2 separate regions of the Homo sapiens genome follow, and region 1 is linked to region 2. A link is an interaction called in ENCODE POLR2A ChIA-PET data of the cell type or tissue named here. Cell type or tissue: OCI-LY7. All regions are shown on one strand. Region 1 has its middle 38 kb from the start of CD2BP2. Region 2 overlaps TBC1D10B (TBC1 domain family member 10B).

Evidence for each region. ChIA-PET counts read pairs that join two places held together with the same protein. Peaks named below come from ENCODE experiments on the same cell type or tissue, not always from the same donor. Only the 100,000 strongest peaks of a DNase experiment are listed, where the experiment ranks them.
Region 1: POLR2A ChIA-PET joins it to region 2 with 5 read pairs; 3 of 35 experiments call an interaction of 5 or more read pairs at or near these places.

What each region holds. Positions count from the first base shown.
Region 1 is chr16:30,315,952-30,318,451 of GRCh38, forward strand. It overlaps the pseudogene SMG1P5. Among named protein-coding and RNA genes, the nearest start is that of CD2BP2, 38 kb to the right of the region's middle. In OCI-LY7, no CTCF peak of the experiment used is centred here; no DNase peak of the experiment used is centred here.
Region 2 is chr16:30,365,811-30,368,310 of GRCh38, forward strand. All of the region lies in intron 1 of TBC1D10B (TBC1 domain family member 10B), which reads right to left. Among named protein-coding and RNA genes, the nearest start is that of TBC1D10B, 3.4 kb to the right of the region's middle. In OCI-LY7, no CTCF peak of the experiment used is centred here; no DNase peak of the experiment used is centred here; H3K4me3 peaks cover 1,718 bases; H3K27ac peaks cover 333 bases.

The DNA.
Region 1 (2,500 bases), 50 kb before region 2:
CCTGCAGAGGAATGAGGTGGGCTGAATGAAACTCCTTTTTTAAAAATTCTTGGCTGGCATAGTGGCTCACGCCTGTAATCCCAGCACTTTGGGAGGCTGAGGCGGACGGATCACTTGAGGTCAGGAGTTCAAGATCAGCCTGGCCAATATGGCGAAACCCCATCTATTAAAAATACAAAAATTAGCTGGGCGTGGTGGCGGGCACCTGTAATCCCAGCTACTCCGGAGGCTGAGGCAAGAGAATCACTTGAACCCAGGAGGCGGAGGTTGCAGTGAGCCGAGACTGTGCCACTGCACTCCAGCCTGGGCAACAAGAGAGAAACTCCATCTCAAAAAAAAAAAATTGTTTATGCCAACTAATTGTACACCTAAATGCACCAAGTTCATGACTTTCTCCTTGCATTTATTTATTTATTTATTTATTTATTTTTTAATTAGGTCTCACTCTATGTTGCCCACGTTGTAGTGCAGTGTGTGATTACAGCTCACTGCAGCCTTGAACTCCTGGGCTCAAGAGATCCTCTGGTCTTAGCCTCCCCAGTAGCTAGAACTACAGGTATGGAGTGGCTCTCTGCCTTTATTTCTAACCCAAGCTACCTTACAACCTTAAAAAGAGATGCTGCTTCGCCGGGCACAGTTGCTCTCGCCTATACTCCCAGCACTTTGGGAGGCCAAGGCGGGCGGATCATGAGGTCAGGAGTTCGAGACCAGCCTGACCAACATGGTGAAACCCTGCCTCTACTAAAAATACACAAAAACTTAGCCAGGCCTGGTGGTGTGGTGCCTGTAGTCCCAGCTACTCAGGAGGCTGAGGCAGGAGAATCATTTGAACCCGGGAGACAGAGGTTGTAGTGAGCCGGAGGTTGTAGTGAAGCCGGAGGTTGTAGTGAGCCGAGATCACGCCGCTGCATTCCCACCTGGGCGACAGAACAAGACTCCAAAAAAAAAAAAAAAAAAAGAGAGACCCTACTTCAGCTCTCAATTGCATCGCTTATCTTCCCCTTTTGTCAGTTAAGTCCTGGAAGTACCCTAGAAACCTATCATTTGGCCTGGGAAATTGCCAAGATTAAAAGGAAATGTCTTACTCTATGACCTCTTTAACAGATGAAGGACAAAAAAGGCTGAAAATGTACAAAGATATGCATCCCTCCCCCACCAGTTAAATGCCAAACATAGGCCAGGCACAGTTGATCACACCTGTACTCCCAGCTGTTTGGGAGTCCGAGGTAAGCAGATTACCTGAGTTCAGGAGTTCGAGATCAGCCTGGCCAACATGGTGAAACCCAGTCTCTACTAAAAATACAAAAAAATTAGGCAGGCGTGGTGGTGCACATCTGTAATCCCAGCTACTCAGGAGGCTGAGGCAGGAGAATCGCTTACCCAGAGGCGGAGGTTGCAGTGAGCTGAGAGCTCGCCACTGCACTCCGGCCTGGAGAACAGAGTGAGACTCGGTCTCCAAAAAAAAAAAAAAAAAGGCCAAACATAGCACATTCCAACCAAGATTAAGAATCACTAAGAGTTACATTGCACCACTGCACACCAGCCTAGGTGACAGAGCGAGACTCCGTTTAAAAAAAAAAAAAAAAGAGTTACACACTGCAGAAATCTAAAGAATCTCAAAAGTAGACTGGGACTTTATAATCAAGGTAAAGGTGAAGTCATGTTTACCAATATAAGAAATGAATGGGCCAGGCGCAGTGGCTCACACCCGTAATCCCAGCACTTTGGGAGGCCGAGGCGGGAGGATCACAAGGTCAGGAGATCGAGACCATCCTGGCTAACACAGTGAAACCCCGTCTCTACTAAAACTACAAAAAAATTAGCCGGGCGTGGTGGCAGGCACCTGAAGTCCCAGCTACTCGGGAGGCTGAGGCAGGAGAATGGCGTGAGCGCGGGAGGTGGAGCATGCAGTGAGCTGAGATCGCGCCACTGCACTCCAACCTGGGTGACACAGCGAGACTCCGCCTCAAAAAAAAAAAAAAAAGAAATGTATGCAACCATTTTTTTCAACTCCTGAAAATAGTCAGATAATAACTGTAGTTATTCTGATAAAGTTCCTTTAGCCAACAGGTTGAAGCACATTCCCAGCGAATAACATGTTTATAAGATTTTCTAACAATTGCATATGTTAAATCTTCTCTTTAAAAATAATCCTGGCCAGGCGCGGTGGCTCACACCTGTAATCCCAGCACTTTAGGAGGCCGACGCAGGTGGATCACTTCAGGTCAAGAGTTCAAGATCAGCCTGACCAACATGGAGAAACCCTGTCTCTACTAAAACTACAAAATTAGCCAGGTGTGGTGGTGCATGCCTGCAATCCCAGCTACTCGGGAGGCTGAGGCAGGAGAATCACTTGAACCTGGGAGGTGGAGGTTGTGGTGAGCCGAGATGGCGCCATTGCACTCCAGCCTGGGCAACAAGAGCGAAACTTCATCTCAAAAACAGGAAAAAAATAAAATAAAATAAATAAAAATAAAAATAATCCTAGGCCAAGCTGGCT
Region 2 (2,500 bases):
CTCACTTCTGACACATCCAAATCTGGGGAGAGAGTATGGAGTATTTTAAAGCCACATTTTGCATTAGATCTGGATCCACGTCCTAGCTTTACCATTTATTCATTGTGTGACCTTGGGCAAATCACTTAATTTTGCTAAGCCCAATTTCCTCATCTGTAAGGTGGAGAAAGTAACAATATCTACCCGAAGGGGTTTATACGAAATAACACACAGCGAAGTGCCCATTAAGTAATACCTTACTATCCATAAAATAAAATACCCTAGAGGGCCAGGCATGGTAGCTCATGCCTGTAATCCCAGCACTTTGGGAAGCAGAGGCAAGAGGATCACTTGAGGCCAGGAGTTCAAGGCCAGCCTGGGCAACATAACGAGATTCTGTCTCTACAAAAAATAAAAATAAAATAATAAAATAGGCCGGGCATGGTGGCTCCCACCTGTAATCCCAGCACTTTGGGAGGCCGAGGCAGGCGGATGACTTGAGGTCAGGAGTTTGAGACCAGCCTGGACAACATGGTAAAACCCTGTCTCTACTATAAATACAAAAATTAGCCAGGCATGGTGGCACGTGCTTGAAATCCCAGCTATTCGCGAAGCTGAGGCATGAGAATCGCTTGAACCCGGGAGGCGGAGGGTGCAGTGAGTCAAGATTGTGCCACTGCACTCCAGCCCAGATGACAGAGCGAGACTCCATCAAAAAAAAAAATAATAATAATAAAATAAAATACAGAACAAATGTACTTCTGTCTCTTTAGACGCAACCATCTGAGTTTTGTCCTATCAAATGTTTAAGATCCCTTGGGTCACCTGCAATTTACTCTACCTCCTCCTCCCTGAAATCACCCCAGGCAAATAAAGGACTCCCTGCCCTATTTACTCACTGTTCTGTCAGAGGTTCATACTCATGGTGCCCCATCATTCTTCAAACACTTACTTGTAGGAGCCAGTACTAGGAGGTGAGTAGAACGGAAGAAAGCTTGGGTCTTAAGAATCAAACCTACCTAAGTTCAAATTTCAGTTCTGTCTCTGAGACAATAGGGAGCTTTGTCAAGGGATGACCTGAGTCCCTTCCTCAATTATAAAAAGACACCACCGGGCCGGGCATGGTGGCTCATGCCTGTAATCCCAGCACTTTGGGAGGCGGAGGTGTCAGAAGTGAGAAGCGGATCACCTGAGGTCGAGAGTTCAAGACCAGCCTGGCCAACATGGTGAAACCCTGTCTCTACTAAAAATGCAAACTCAGCCGGGTGTGGTGGCACATGTCTTCAATCCGATACTCGGGAGGCTGAGGCAGGAGAATTGCTTGAACCTGGGAGGCGGAGGTTGCAGTGAGCCAAGATCGCACCATTGCACTCCAGCCTGGGCAACAAGAGCAAAACTCCGTCTCAAAAACAAAACAAAACAAAACAAAACAAAAAAAACACCACCACCACCTACATCACAAAGTTATGAGAAGACTATTGAGAAACTGCATATAAACATCTGTTAAATAGAAGGGGCTCGTTAAATGTTAGTTTCCTTTGTTCTAGAAGCTCCTTAAACAGAGAGACCATCTCTCATTAATTTCTATCATAAGTCGGTTACAAACTCTACCAAGGGCTGGGAAGAGTAAGATACCTTCTGGCCCTCAAGAAGGTTACAGCCTAAGAGGAGCGATAACTGTAATACAGCATGGGAAATGCAATGACAAAGATGCACCAAAGACACATCTAATTGGAGTGGGGGCAGTGGGTATCAGGGAAGCTTCCTGGAGGAGGGGACATCTGAGGTAAGCCATGAAGAAATGAGTAGAACTTAGCAGGCAAAGAAAGGGGAGAAGAGCACCCTTGGCAGGTGCACAGCCTGAATATGAAGGGGAAAGGACTACAACTAGTTCAGCAGGACCACAGCGCAAAGCACCCGGTGAGGAATGGTGGCAAAGGTGACCAGAGAGGCTATGCGCAGGCCAAAGAGCCTGAACTTCATCCTGTGGACAGCAGCGAGCCACTGAACGCTGCGAAAGTAACATGGATTACAGTCAGTCTTGCCCAAGAGGTAGAGTTCTCTGGCATTGAAGCTGATCTTACAGGGACAAAGCTACAAAGCAAAGAAACAGCACCCGGCATAGTGCCTGGCACACAAGAGGGACTCCCCCAAACTAAGTTCAGCCCGAGTTCCTCAGGACAGCCTGCTATTGAGGAGAGAGCCACTGGTCACACAGATCCAGATTATTTGAGGGGGACAATTCACTCAACTGCACTAATTGTTTCTTCATCTATAAACCGAGTCCTTGTGCCTAGAAAGCACCAGGGTCAAACCTCAGTTGCTTTCCCATGTAAGACCCTGAATGTTGGTACCCAATCAAAGGCTTTCTGATTTTGGTTGGCTCATGAACCCTGCCTGGAAAACTCTCCCACAGGGCTTCCCCCGATCCCTGCACACATAGCCAAGACTAAATCAATCCTACTTACTCTCCACGATTCAGAGCAGGTTCAGCTGACTCCCTGCTCTAGGTGCCTCAGGA